Regions from separate parts of the Homo sapiens genome. Here region 2 is linked to region 1. A link is a loop called in an ENCODE intact Hi-C map of the cell type or tissue named here. Cell type or tissue: HepG2. All regions are shown on one strand. Each heading gives the region's core, and the rest is flanking DNA. Links, peaks and the distances in the headings are about the cores only.

What was found. A loop is a pair of places that touch in the nucleus more often than their neighbours do. Peaks named below come from ENCODE experiments on the same cell type or tissue, not always from the same donor. Only the 100,000 strongest peaks of a DNase experiment are listed, where the experiment ranks them.
Region 2: it touches region 1 in a loop (5-fold over the local background); 2 of 110 quality-filtered maps call a loop at or near these places.

What each region holds. Positions count from the first base shown.
Region 1 is chrX:31,217,682-31,225,545 of GRCh38, forward strand. It overlaps DMD (dystrophin), which reads right to left. Exons shown (of 79, transcript NM_004006.3): 64 at 5,366-5,440. Among named protein-coding and RNA genes, the nearest start is that of FTHL17, 150 kb to the left of the region's middle. In HepG2, for the core only: no CTCF peak of the experiment used is centred there; a DNase peak (open chromatin) is centred at 3,750.
Region 2 is chrX:31,352,740-31,360,603 of GRCh38, forward strand. All of the region lies in intron 60 of DMD (dystrophin), which reads right to left. Among named protein-coding and RNA genes, the nearest start is that of FTHL17, 280 kb to the left of the region's middle. In HepG2, for the core only: no CTCF peak of the experiment used is centred there; a DNase peak (open chromatin) is centred at 3,902.

The DNA of each region.
Region 1 (7,864 bases), core at 1,552-6,551:
ATCTAAGCAAATATAAAATTAGGAGAAAATTCTTAAATCATATATTGAAAGTAAGTAATGTGACCACACATATGTTCAATAAAAGGATGGGGTGAACTCTTCATTCTATAGTTTTACTATATATGGCACCCTCCTAGCATTAATGAGAATTCAATACTTAATTTAGATACATACACCTTAATTTTGGCATACTTGAATCTTTTTCACATATTAGAAAAGCCATGCTCAGAAAGGAAATGCAGAGAATTTCAAATTGATTTAAAAGTGAAAATTTAAAGAAATTATTCTACATTCGGAGCTTACCTTTATTACAAGGTTATCACCTCAAATGGACAAAATTTTGTATATTATGAAATTCCCCCATTTTCCCAAAGTTTATTGGAAATTATAAGTTGAAATGACAGACAATAAAACACATATGTGAATGGAATTTTTTTTGAGCAGGAAAATCGAATAATGCCTAAATCCAGGGTGAAAATGGACATTATAGAAAGGAACAGTCATTATAAGGTTTTTCCATCTGGTCTATTTCTGGGTTTCTTTTTTTTTTTTTTCCATAGTATAAACTGGAACAAATGGTTAGCTTCTGAACTTTTAGGATCTCACAGGAATATTCTCTAGCACTTCATGATAACCAGTGCCTAATTACTCCTTTATTAAAGGAAAGCAGTAGCTCTGGGATGGGGCAGGGGCAGGGGCAGGGGCAGGTGAAGAAAAAGAGGCAAGAAAACTTTCTCTATTCAGCCCCCTGACTCGATCCCATCCCAAACTACTTTTTCCCAGCTATGACGTATTAACAGGTCCTAAGGAAACCCTCGACCTGGAAAGCCCTTTAAACACCAGTTAAACTTGGCAACTATATAGCTGAAAAATGATAACTTCGGGCTATAAGGAAATGGAAGCCTTGGTTTACTTTCATTCATGCATTCATCTCATGAAAACATATTGAACCATGCTGTGTGCCAGGTTTTGTACTAAGCATTGGGGATACCAAGATGAAGGGAAAAGGCCTAGTCTCTCTTTCCAAATAATTCCACTTCTAAGGCATTTCTTCTCTATCTCTGTGTAAGAACCATATGCCAAGTGACTCCTTGACTATCTTATTGCTAGCCTCTGCAGATCCTCTGGTTGAACCCCTTTATTTCTGAAGACCTGGCAGCCAGGGTTCACGGTCCTTCTCTTTTGCCCAGTTCTCGCTCCAATTCTGCATGATTTCAACATTGGCATGGGGGACTCATGCATCATTCTAGCCTCTCAGTTCCTTAACTTGCTATTTCACCTCCATGGAAATTCACATCCACTCTACCTCTGCCACCTACTCAAATGGCTATATCCTAGATCTAATCACCTGAAACTGTTCCACCTTCAAAATAATGTTCATCTATGATTCTCTCTGACCACAACTTCTTGACCTTCAGTTCCTTTACTACTTCTTCCCCTACCTCCCTGAAGAGTTAGCATTTTCATCCCTCTACCTCCTAATTACCAGTTTCCATATGCGTTCACAGCTTCTCCTACCCAACAGGGACTTGTCAGTATCATTTTAATCAATCTTTTGCCCAAATCCTCACTTCTCTTGCCCAGCTGTTCCCTCCCTACCCCAGGACAGAAGCATCTGGCTCCCAAGTGCTAAGCGTGCCTGGGGAAATACCACACCCCTGCAGATTGGAGCTACCGTGAAACACTCAGCCGCCTCTGGGTTCACACAGCTGGTTTTCAACTCCGCCCTCTCTCTTATTCTCCACAAAGATAAGCCCAACTTCATCATCTCCTGCTGTTAACTGCGTTGCAGGGACTCTCCACTCCATACAAAAAATGGAAGCCTTTATAGTAAGACATCCTTCACCTTGCTGCTACCTGGTTTCTTAGTTACCTGGACCTGCCCAGATCCTTCCCTCTACCCCACCCATTACAGTGGAAGAGAGGTATCTCTTCCCTCCCTTGGGCTCTGGATTACCTGCCCGTATTCTCTGAGAACACCCATTATTTATCATCTCCTCTTGGGCCAATAATTGTAATCTCACCCTGTCTTCTCATACTCATATAAATACATTCCCACGAATACTATATGTTTGGCCTGCATTTGATTGAAAAAAATCCACGTAAGTTGACCCAAGCAGTTCAAACCCATGTTGTTCAAGGATCAATGTATACACACACACACACACACACACACTTATATACACATATTGTGCCACATAATGACATTTCAGTCAACAATGGACTGCCTATATGACAGCGAGCCCATGAGATTACACTATTATATATTTTTACTGTATCTTTCTATGTTTAAATACGTTTCGATACACAATACTTACTATTGTGTTCCAACTGCCTACAGTATTCAGAACAGTCACGTGCTGTACAGGTGTATAGCCTAGGAGCAATAGGCTATCCCATACAGCCTAGGTGTGTACTAGGCTATACCATCTAAGTTTGTGTAGTACTCTCCTATATTGACATAACAACAAAGTTGCCTAACAACACATTTCTTAGAACATATCCCCATTGTTAAGCAACACGTGACTGTACATACATTTCCATTAACTCCTCAGCCCCCTCCAACTAGCTACCACCCCACTCTTCTCCCCTTCATAAGTAAATTTCTCCAAGAATCATTCATACCTTCTCTAATTCTCCACTTTTGGTTCACTTTTGAACTCACCACACCACTTCCACTGTGCCTCTAAAATCTCACCAAAGTTACTAGGGACCTTCCTGTTGCTAAGTCCAATGGGCATTTTCCGCAACTTTATGCTGACATCCCAGCAACATCTGACCCTGGTAACGGGTTCTTTCTTTCTTCCCATGGAGCATGTGGCATCATAACCTCTTGGAATTTTCCTTCTTTCCTCCTGGCCATTCCTTTGCAGTCCCTTCTGTAGGTTGCTTATCCTGTGTCCTAAATAACTTCCCTTCTCACGCTACACTTTCCTGGAGCTATCCAATCCTCTCCCCCGTTACAAGCAGCACCTACAGGCTCATGATCCCTAAACGTTGTTTGTATATTTCTCCTGAGCACCACAGCTCCGTGTCTAACCTTACCAGACAAGTCCCACATTCACCTGATATTCCAAGCCAAGCACCTAAGTGTCTTCCTTGACTCCCTTTCACCCACCACATCAAGCTTGTCCAACCTGTGGCCCAGGATGGCTTTGAATGAGGCCCAAATGAATTCGTAAACTTTCCTAAAACATTTTTTTTTTTTTTTGCGATTTTTTTTTTTTTTTTTTTTTTTTTAGCTCATCAGCTACCGTTAGCGTTAGTGTATTTTATGTGGGGTCCAAGACAATTCTTCTTCCACTGTGGCCCGGAGAAGCCAAAAGATTGGACATCCCTGCACCACATCAAATGAATCACTGAGGCCTGTCAAATCCACTTCCTAAATATTTCTAAATTCTCTCCACTTATCTCCCTTACTACTCTGCTAATTCAAGCCACCACATTGCTGGTTTAGATTACTGCAACAGGTTTTTCTCCTGTCACTCCCACATCGCACCAATCCATACTCTGTTCCACAGCAAGAATCATCTTTCTAAGCGACAATCTGATTATGTCACCCCCAGGCCAAATCCCCTGACCTCTAAATTCCTTAACTTGGGTTTTAAAAACCTTGCACAATCTGCTTCCTGCTTCTCTCTCCAGCCTATTATTTCACAATAGATCTTTCCCCTGGAATTCTGTGCTTTAGCCATACTGACATATTTTCAGTTCCTGAATGTGTCATGCTTTCTCTGGGCCCTTCAGCACATGCTCTTCTTTCTGACTAGAACGCTCTTCCTAGAGAGAGAGCTGCTTACTCTTCTAGAGTTACCTAGCTTAGACATCACCTCTTCAAACAAACATTCTTTGAATCTCATTCCACACAGTTAGCTGTTCACATAGTACCCCATTGTCCCACTGTTGCACAACTAAATATATGACATTGAAATGGTCTTGGAAATAGAGACAAGATCACTTTATTTTTTTAACCAACTGTAGACATTCTTAATACATTATACATATATTTGCTTATGTCTACAAATTTCATGAACATCCTGGTTATCCCTTGTTAGACTGTAAGTTCCATCAGAGCAGAAACTGTGCCTGTTGGGCCGGGCGCATTGGCTCACGCCTGTAATCCCAGCACTTTGGGAGGCTGAGGCGGGTGAATCACCTGAGGTCAGGAGTTCGAGACCAGCCTGACCAACATGGTGAAACCCCGTCTCTATTAAAAAATACAAAAATTAGGCCGGGCGTGGTGGCTCATGCCTGTAATCCCAGCACTTTGGGAGGCCGAGGAGGGCGGATCACAAGGTCAGGAGATCGAGACCATCCTGGCTAACACGGTGAAACCCCGCCTCTACTAAAATTACAAAAACAAAATTAGCCAGGCGTGGTGGTGGGTGCCTGTAGTCCCAGCTACTCCGGAGGCTGAGCCAGGAGAATGGCGTGAACCCGGGAGGTGGAGTCTGCAGTGAGCCTAGAACGCGCCACTGCACTCCAGCCAGGGTGACAGAGCGAGACTCTGTCTCAAAAAAAAACAAAACAAACAAACAAACAAACAAAAAACAAAAATTAGCCGGGCATGGTGGGGCATGCCTGTAATCCCAGCTACCTGGGAGGCTGACGCAGGAGAATCACTTGAACCTGGGAGGTGGAGGTTGCAGTGAGCCCATATTGCGCCACTCCACTGCACTCCAGCCTGGGCAACAGAGCAAGACTCCATCTCAAAAAAAAAAAAAAAAAAAAAAAAACAGAAAAAAAGAAAAAGAAACTGTGCCTGTTTCATGGGCATATCATCAATGCACACAGACCCTCAGACAATAGTAGAGTTATACATAAACTATTTGATGACATGATAGAGCTGTGTAACACTTCAGGATTTTTCCACAGATGTATGATAAAAAAGGAGGAAAGCAATTCTGTCATTTTTCCTCTACCACTTCATTCATCTGCACGTTAGCATTCAAGCTAATAAACCACACATGTCTATGAAGTTTGGTTTAGATCAGATAGTCATAGTCTTCTAATACTAAGTACATTTTGTAAAAAGAAAAAAAAACAAAGGTAGAACAAGGATTGTGCAAGTTTCACAAAGGTAATTATGGATGCCGATGCCAATGCCAGTAGTTGGAAAATAAAAATTCTCAATATCTTAATTCAACATCAGTAGCTGAGGAATGGTGACAGGAATGATTCTAAAAATAAAACAAAACATTCTAGGCAAACTCTAGGCCAAGGATACATTAAAGAATGAATTATACATTGCAACAGGAATTGTGACAGCTGTTTCTCCCCTCTCTAAGTAAAAATGTACCCAACCTACTTTTTATTCTAAGCAAAGACATAGTATCAAGATCTTCAAATACTGGCCAATACTTACAGCAAAGGGCCTTCTGCAGTCTTCGGAGTTTCATGGCAGTCCTATAAGCTGAGAATCTGACATTATTCAGGTCAGCTGAAAAGAGGGAAAACAAAGAGCATTTGTTATTCCATCAGAAATAACAGACAACCCACCCCCGACGCCCAGTGATTTGCCAATAACTACAACCACCACAAAAATAGCCTAGAAAACATATAGTGTGTATACGCCAAGCTTTCGGAGGTGAAAATTCTGTTAACGTGGGGAAAAGAAAAAATAATTCCTTTTGCCCTTTGACAACCAGGAAGGCTAAGTTCTGTGAAGACTAAAGTGGTATAGCCTGAAGGGCATTCATGTAGTCCTGTTCCCAAGAGGAAAGAGATGGACAGGCATTATTTTTTTCTAGAAAGTAATCTGGATCTACTGTAGTGAATCTTTTCTGCACAAGATTAAAGAGAACAAGAAATACATTATTTAAATAGCTATAAGACCTTAAACAATCAAGTGGCAATATAACATTTTTTCTGACTGTAGAAGTTATACATGCTCACTTTGGGTAACTTAGACATTTAACATATACATATATAATCAAATAAATCATCCACAAGCCCATAAACTCAAAAATAGGCACAACTGGCTGGATTCAGTGGCTCATGCCTGTAATCCCAACGCTTTGAGAGGCCAAGGTGGGAGGACTGCTTGAGGCCAGGAGCTTAAGACCAGCTTGGGCAACATAGTGAGATCCCATCTCTACAAAAAAAGTTTATATAAACCTTTTAAATAAGCACTGTTAACATTTTGAGTATTTTTTATCCAACATATGTGTCTATGTGTGTGATATGTATTTAAAAATATAATTAGGAATAAAATAAACATTTGGCTCTATATTCTAAGGTACAATCATTCTAATGTTCAGCACAGAATAACAACAATATATGTTACTGTGGTTTCTGCAGTCACCGGTCTATCAAGCCCTGACTCACGCCACCTAGCAGGAAGCTATATTTAGATGATGTTCTTACTCAAGTCTGCACAAGCCTTGATAGATACTGGGCTACATTTATTTCAGGAACTCAGCTCCAAAAAGCTCCTTGAAGACAAGAACTCTGTCACCTACTTCTGTCATTTTTCCTAGCAACTTAATATGCAACTGCCCTCTGAAAAAGCTGTTTTAATACAGATCATGGACCGACTGACCAACTGAATCAATAAACAAAAGAATGAAAGAAAGAAAAAGTACACTGACATACATGACTGCCATAATCAAATGACACCTACGAAACCAATTCTGATGAGGTGTTAGGAAAGGGCAATAATTCAATCCATATCCAAGTCACTTGGGTCAACATTTTCAGCTTTATGGCCATCGCAGAGACCAAACATAAAAGCCTGAATTTCAACTAGGGGAAAGAAAACAATGTCTGTAATTTAAACTATTCAGCATACAATTTTGTTTAAAAGACCGGAATACCAAATGTTGGTGAGGATATGGAGCGACTGGAATTCTCAGACACTGCTTGTTGGGAATGTACGACAACTTTGGGAAACCAGTTAGGCAGTTTCTTATGAAATTAAACACACATGTATATTATGACTCAAATATTCTTTTCCTGGATATTTGCACAGAATAAAAAAAAATGTATGTCCACAAAAAGATGTGTACATGAATATCCATAGCAGCTTTATTCATAATAGTCAAAAACCGGAAACCAACCAGTAAGGTAATGGATAAACAAGTTGTGGTAAAGTCATTCAGTGGGATACTACTGTGCAAAGTGCAATAAAAAGGAACTAACTACTGATAATGCAACAATGTGAACTGATCTGAAAAACACTAAGCTGGGTAAAAGAAGCCAGGCACAAAACAGTACATACTGTTTGATTTCACTTATATCAACTTCTAGAACAGGCAAAACTTAGCTACTATGCCAGATGGTAGCCTGGGGTGTGGTGGGAGTAGGTAACTGACCTCAAAGGAACACAAGGGTGTTTTCTAGGTGATCGAAATGTTATATCTTGATTGGCATGGTGGTTACACGAGTGTATACATTTGCCAAAATCTAACCTGAACACTTAAAATGGAAACATGTTATAGTGTTTAAATTATGCCCTGATAAGGTAAATTTTAAGAGTCTTTAAAAACCCTCACATGAACAGTACACTCTGATGTATGTGTGTGTTAGCTTAAGCTACACTGTAGAGGTGGTCAGTTGTCTTAATCAGGAGTGAACTCCAAGGGTGGTTGGCTAGCAATTAATCAAAAAGCCTCATGCCACAGGCGGCCACTGTAAGTGATTCAGTTATATTTAGCTCTTATTACACCAGGGGTTTCATTAATTTTCCTAATTAATAGTTAGACGGGCCTGTGTAGTGATATTAGTGGTTTGCAAAATATGAAGATTGTTGAAAAACATTTAGAAACACTCCCTGCCTTTAAATTGAGTTTAAGAAGAATCCAGTAGGTTCTCCATCTTTAGAAATGGTGCCCTAGGCTGAATTCCAAAATGTCCAGCTGTGGTT
Region 2 (7,864 bases), core at 1,200-6,199, 130 kb after region 1:
GTTTTGTGTGGATTGAATGCACAACTGGCTAAATAAAGAAACAAATTTATGAATGAGAAAAACTTGAAAGCAACCAAAGTCCTCGAAAGCTTTAGCTTGGGACTTAGGAACAAAGCACTTTATTCTTTGAGCAATTATGCAAGGAAATGAAATTTGATAATCTATTAAACGAGAGCCTCCATGCATTAGATCTTTCTAACTGGCTGTATGTTAAATCAATATACCGTGGTATATACAAAACAGGAAGCAAAAGCCAGAAATGATATACCTGTGTCTTATGTTCTGGCACAATCAGTTCTTTCCTTGGTGGTTTATTCATTTTATAAGTATTTGTTAATATTGAAAGAGATAGGCAAAAAACAAATGCTATAGTCCCTGATCTCTGCAAGTGTAAAGGTTTGGAGGTAAGAAGTAGTGACAAGCTGAAGAAAGGCTTGGGGCTGCAGAACAGTGGTGTTGAGGACGACAGTGAGATACAATTAGTTAGTCATGTTGAAAGCCGATGATGCAAAGCAAGGCGTCCCAGACTCTGAGGCTCAAGATTTACCCTGCAGGCAAAGAGAACCACTGAAAATTTCTGTGACATGACTCACTATTTTAGAGGAAAGTTAGGGTTTGGGAAGATCAGTATAGTGTAAAACAGATTCGAAAGGGCACCTGAGACTGAGATCAGAAAGAGGCTGTTGTAACTTACTAGACTTGGGTTGATATGCATTAGAATTAAGGCTGTATTGTATTCAATGTAAAAGAAGGTACATATGAGAAGGTATTTTGAAAGGAGGAAGAACTATCCAATTTGGTGTTGGAGATTAATATCTGAAGAAGCAAATAAACTCTTGGATTTCGAGTAAGGAAGACTGGGAGAATGAAGATATTGCTGGTGGCAATATGAAAATCAGAAAAGGAAGAAATAGCATATGTATGTATGAATTCATTTGGAACATAATGAATTTGTCCTAACAGTGAAACATTTAACTGGAGATGTCATGTATAGCCAGTTAGAGATGAACAATTTGTCTCAGCAATTAAAGAAAGGAAAGGGAAGTGAGACTAAAAGGGGTAAGAGTGAGCTTTGGAAGGTGAGCCAAGAAAGAAGAGATAAAGGAGTTTAAATAGAATGATTTAAACAGCCAGGAGGAACCCAATCTCTTCTGAATTAATAGGGCATGTCTCTGTTTCCTTTTATAAAAGTAATACAAATATAACATCTTTTTGGAAGCATACATCCTGTTTCAACTATTAGATCATAGATCACGAAAGCTTAGAACTGGAAGAAACCTTGATTGATACACGAGGGTCTATTCTTCAGAACTATCCCAGATGGGCAGAAAACTGCCATCTGGTCCATGAGAACTCATAATCTAGGTTGCAGCAATTCTTCAGTAAAAGCATCTCAGGAAAAAAAGGTCCTTTTTTATATGTTCCATGAGGACAGGGACACATCTTTCCCTGCTAAATCCTCAGTGAGTAGCACAGTACCTGGCATATAATAGGTGCTAAATTAATATTAGTTGAATGAATTAATGTACTGTTTATTCACGGATCTTTACTATTAACAACTATATTTTGAATGAATCATTTCTTTTTCAAGATCCCTGACACAAGCTTTTGAAAAACTTCCCTCCCTCCCTTCTTCCTTTCCTTCTTTTCTTCCTTCCTCCTTTTCTTCCTTTCTTCCATTTTTGATGATGAAAGTAAAAAAAAGAAAAGAAGAAAACCATTTAGATTCAATTTTGCCTATAATACTAGATTTAAAAATGTAAAACGGCAATTTATAAAACAACCCTGAAGTCCAAATCTCCTCCACATTTGTTTTACTCTAGTTTTTAAATAATCATATTTAAGATTTGAGAGTTATGAGGGCTATATATTATTCTCCTTGGTCTTCTCATTTCAGATGAGTTCTGTAGACAGTATACTGTTTGCAGAGACCTTCCTTTCTTAGCTTCAGTAAGAAATATCACTACATTCATTCAAAAGATATTGACTAGAATGTAAGTTTATTGTCCACAAAGACAGAGATCTTATCTGTCTTGTTAAGAATTTATCACAATGCCTAGTACATAGAAGATGATCAAGAAATACTGAATGGATGAATGAATGAAAGGCTTTTTGAGTTCCTCTTATTTGTCAGGCACTGAGATAAGTATGAATACGGTAGACTTGAAAGCGTAATTCTGGGTATAATGAATGAGCACCAAATCATCCAACTAAATTACGATACGACACACACTCTTAATTCCAAGCTGTGACTGTTTCCCAAAGCTCAGTCCATTCCTCTGTGTATTGTGAAAGATAAGCTTTATTTCATTTTTTCTTCAACATTGCTTTTAAATAAGCCAAAAGAATAAAAGAAAGAAAGAAAAAGGACCGATAACAACATCATGGCTCTTAGAAATTATTTCAAATAAATTTATCTAAATGTAAATGTTGGTTCTTTAACTTTGTTTTAGATTCTCAAGGGCTTCCACTTTGTCTTTTGACCTTTCTGTTAATTACTCTACTTTGAGTTTTATCTTCACTAGAAGTTTAGGAGAGACAGGCATTACCTCCCCATGTGGAAATACACTGCTAGGCAATGTGGTTTCTTCCTAGTGTCCAAGCTACATCTTACTGATTACTACATACATAAATCATGTTTACTCCAGTCTAGAGAAAATATGTAACTAGGAACGTATGTTTTGATTTTCTGGTTCTCAGTTTGTCTAGACCCTAGATAAATATCCATGGGAATGCAAGAAACAGACATGACACTTACACAAATGAGCCTATTAAAACAAAAACAAAAGCAAAAGACAGAAACTCTTGTGCTGTGATGCTAGTAAATAAACCACACATATGCACACAAATGACTCTCCAGTCTATTCACGAGTTTTTGTCCTGAAGTTTTTCAGTTTGTACAGTTTCTGTGTGCATGTGTCTGTGTTGGGGGAGGAACTTCCTCGTTCATTCTTACTCCCAAATCCTCACAAGTAACACTCATAAATACGTGCCCAAACATTATCCGGGAAACGCTCCTGAGACTGATTACAGTTTCAGTTAAAATCCTTTTAACTAATGGTAATCCCTTTCAGTTAAAATCCATTATTATTCTAATTCTGATTCTTTTGAGTTGTAACTGAAAAAATAATAAAAAAAAAAAAAGTCTGAGATAAGTTCTGGTCTTGATTTCAAACTCTCCTGGGCCTCCCAGAGTGCTGGGATTACAGGCATGAGCCACCTCTACCGGCCATCTTCTGGAATGAAGTTTTGTGATAGGTATAGCTCTGCGGCAAAACAACCTGGGCTTGTTGAATGCAAAGATTAACTGAATTGTCTTTCCTTTGAGTTTATTTCTGTGTTTTCCTGACATTAGGGCACTTAGGAGTTAAACAGTGTTTCTTGCGTTTGACTTCAGGATAGATCACGGGAAACAACTAGTGCTAACATGGCACTCACTCTGAGTAGGAGCATAATTCTTAATAGATTTTGTGTGACTTATGGCATTGATACTAATGCCGTGCCATCTGAGACCATCCTTAATCTACCTTTTAAGGTTCCTGCATCACAGCTTTTTTTCCTTCCATTTTATATTTCTGTGCTGACTTCTTTCTTAATCTGACTCCTTTTTTTATTCCCTCCTTTTTCTGTCCTTTCTCCTCCAGCCCTCCCCCTTTATTATGTTCTATACAACCTACCAGAAGAGTACACAGACTCTGCTGAGGCAAACAGTGCCTCAAATGAAGGGGCTGTGCATGCTTGCAAGACAAGCGAGGCAGGATATGAATAGGACTCCTAGCCTAGTGCCAGCCCAACGCTTCTCCAAGAACATTCTTCCTCTAATTCTGATGAACTCTGCCATCAAACTGGAAGGCAAGAGAGAACAAAACAGCAAGCTCTTTGTCCGTTGTTAAGCCTTTAATCTTTCACCTCACCGATTTCTAAAATGCACTTTGGATGTTTGTTTATTGGTTTTCTTGCTTATGCAACTGCCTCATTCTGTGATAATGGAGTCAGGTTATATCAACATTAAATTGACTTCATAGACCCAAGTACCTTAAGGGTATCATTCATTTTAATTTAGAAAAGCAGCAATCAACCTCCTATCCTGTTTCATTTGTCAAAATCTTTAGTTTTAATTACATCTACAGACTTATGAAAATTGTGACAGGAAGAGAAGAGATCATAGGAAGCATTTCTTCTGCCTTTTTTTTTTTTTTTTTTTTTGGTCTCAGAGAGAAAAGAGGAAAGTTGAATTACTTTGCCTGGAAGGTGATGTAACTTGATACAGATTTTATCTTAAAAAATAGGTTCCCTTTTAAAAGTTTTCCTAATGTATCTCATGATTTGCAACAGGAACTAAAGTCAAGTGGCTCTCACCTTACAACATCATTACATTAAATCATTTACATTCCAGCCTTAGCTATTTATTCTTGAGCTTTATTTATACCACATTTGGAAGATATCGTTCTCACAGAAATTTTCTGAGGCCATTGGAGCATTCCTTTCTAGGGGCATTTTGGCCCATAAGTAGCATAATGTTCACATGGTAATTACATAATTATGCCTCCTGGTATTTGAACACAGGAGTATTTCCAAGGAACAAAAGTGGCAATTTGAAATAATCATCAGTGAGATACCATAGAACTGGTATTGTCCGAAAAAAAAAAAAAAGACGGCATATATTAGGAAATTCATATTAACGAATGACTGAAACAGGTAGATAAATGCAAAAAGATAAAGCACTGGAAATCAAACATTTTCATCTCAGTGGCAGAAGCTTTTATATTTTGGGTAACAATATACTTGTAGATTTTCAGTTTGTTCTACTAAACACTTCTTTAATAAAGGCTGGAAGGGGGAATTTGCTGAAGTCTGCAACAACCCTTAACCGAGGAAATCAACCCTCCTTAAATCCCGTACCATCCTTGCAGCATTTCCAAAGCTTCCTGACCTTGACTCCCTTCACAGTCAATTTGACCACCACTCAAGGAAGCTTGTCCGCCAGAAGACCCTGTTTCCACTTCCCGGCTCTCCTCCTCTGGCAAGTGACTGAAAAGCGCCTTTCTTTTCTCTCACTGATGCAGAACTGACAAACCAGTATCAAGCCGTTCTTTACAAATCAATAAACCGGAAGATCTCATCTACTGTACTTCCAAATCCTACAACATTCTGTCTTCTCTCTTCTTCGCATATCATAAGCCACAAGTTATTTACTTCACGCTTCTTAGTAAAGGACAGGGGATGGAGCAATGTGCTTCCATTGTTTCTCTGTGTAGATGTGTGAGAACCAGAATTAAAACTCTGCCATGGACTCACAGTCTCTACGGTCTCTCTCCCTCTGTCTTCTTTGCACACTTCTGACCTAGCCCTCCTCTTCTCTCCCCCTGCCTCCCTCTTCCCTCATTCCCCCTCACCCCACCCCCAAGGCTGTTTGTAAGCTCCCCAAATGCTCATAAGACTTTCCTGAACTATTTCAGATATTTTCACTTCAACTCTAAACTAAAACTATTTTGTTTTTCCAAATGTGGCTTTACATAGTGCAGAAAACTACAGGGAAAACATCCAAAGTACAATGTGATCTTTTATAGGAGAAACAAAAGATTGAATTTCTAGGTCATCATGGAAGTAGGTACACTTCCCTGGGCGATAATCTGAGGTACTTTATAAGCTTCTTTCTTTCACGAAAGCAAGAAATCCTAAAATCCATCAAGATACGTGCACTGTGCCTCAACTCTCTTTTTAATCCTCAAGTGAAATCAACACAGTACAGTGTAATAAAAATGCATATAGCCCCAGGCTTTGTGCCTTAGCAAAGAGAGAAAAAATAAGCTTCCTGACTTCATATGTCTACTGTGAATAATCAGTCACTGCGTTTTTGGGATTTTGCTTTATAATCTTAACGTATAGCAGTGAACTCCATGTTTGTGGTGTGACAAGAATAAAGGATTCTTTTTCTTTCTTTAAAACAGGTTGTTCCCATATTTTCCATAAGAGAGACATGTGTCGGCTTAAAAGAAATGAAACTACAATGGTGTGAGGGAGGAATCTCCTGATTGTTAGCGTATATTTTCTGCATTTTACCTGAAATTGTCAACGAAGTGTAGGTAAAGTTAAGGCGGGGCCCTAGGCTGTTCAATAACGTGGCTAACATTTGGTTTGAGGGCCTTCTCAGTTCTGTTCCCAAATAGTCAGCCTTTCTTTCCCAACTGCTTGTCCTTAGCTGATTAGTAAATAACCCTAGGAAGATAAATGATTGTTCATAACAGGCTTCCAGTACCACAGCTGTGAGTATTTGCATTTTAAGTGCAACTTTAAATAATTAAGCCATTAATTACTCAAATACTTATTGAGTGTTTATAAGGCACTTTGCTAGGAGAGGAAGCAGAAAAAATAAAAATAAATAAGAAAACAAGGGGATGGTCTTTAGTGAATTTGTAGATTTGATATTTACAAATAAGCATAATAAAGTATTATGGGAAAGATTTTAATGTAGTGCAGTCATTCCCCAATTTGACAGTGTATCACAACTATTTGAGAACTTTTCAAAAAAATACAGATTCTTAGCTCGTCTAAATAATTTCTGATTTAGTTAATTTGAGGCTGAGGCTTGAGAATCTTTACTTTCTTTAAGTCTCCACAGATAGTTCTGATGTACAGCCTGGTATACATCCATCAGTGTAGTGGAAATGCCACGAATTTTATGACTCAGGAAGACCTGAGTTGGAGTCCCTTACTAGCTATTTAACCAGCATCTTATCTAACAGCCTGTGAACCTTAGTTTCTTTATGTGTTAATAGAAATACCACATAACAACACTACCAACAATGACAGTAATAATAGCAAACATTTATAGAGCATTTACTATATCCCAAGTGCTATTTCAAGAGCATTATAGGTATATTTCATTTATGTCTTTCTTATCAGAAGGTAAATTTGATGAGGGCAGGACTCAATCTATTTTATTCATTACTGTACCCCCAGGACCCAGGTCAGTGCCTGTCTCATAGTAGGTACCTAACTAACTACTTGAAAGAATGAACATCACTATGAGGAAAGTACACCATAGTGACCATTTTACAGATGAGGAAATGGAGGCACAGAGAATGAGATGTTGTAATGTGCACAGTTGGAGAGACCACTTTCTGGCACTCGGTATGTACTCATTTTTCTGATAACTGCAAATTGCTAGAACAAGCCTAAACAGCTATGGGGGTTACAGAGTATCTGGATGAAATTAATGAAGGAGGTTGCTTTGAAACTGGGCCTTCACAATTGGGTAAGCTTTTGATGGGCAAAAACAGAAGAAACACTCTGGGTGACAAGAGTAGAATGAGCAATTTTTTTTTTTTTGGCACTAGTAAAGGCCCGGATATGAAGGATAAACAGAAAAAGAGTTGAATAATACAAGGCTAGAAATGTAGCTTGGAGTCAAACCAGAGCTGTACTTGACTGTCAGGTTTAAGAATAGAGACTTCATTTAGTTGTTCATGGGAAGGCATTCAAATATTTTTTTAATAATTATTTTAAAATTGTATTTCTTTCAAATGCATTCACATGATAATAAAATTCAAGAAAAACAAAAAAAGTTATTTAAAAATCAAGTCTCTCTTTCACCATGTCTCTCTAGCCATTTTCTTCCCCATTCCCTGATGGCAAGTATTTCCATACTCTACATTAATTTTTTAAGTAAGAAAAATATTACGTTGGTGCAAATGTGATCGCAGTTTTTGCCATTGAAGGTAATGGTAAAACCACAATTACTTATGTACCAACCTAAATATCATTGTCAGAATGGTGTTTTAGGATGAATGAAAGCATGGAGAAAGCGAAGAGAGGATAAGCTGCCAGAAACGAAAACAAGAGATGTTCTGTGTTAAATGTA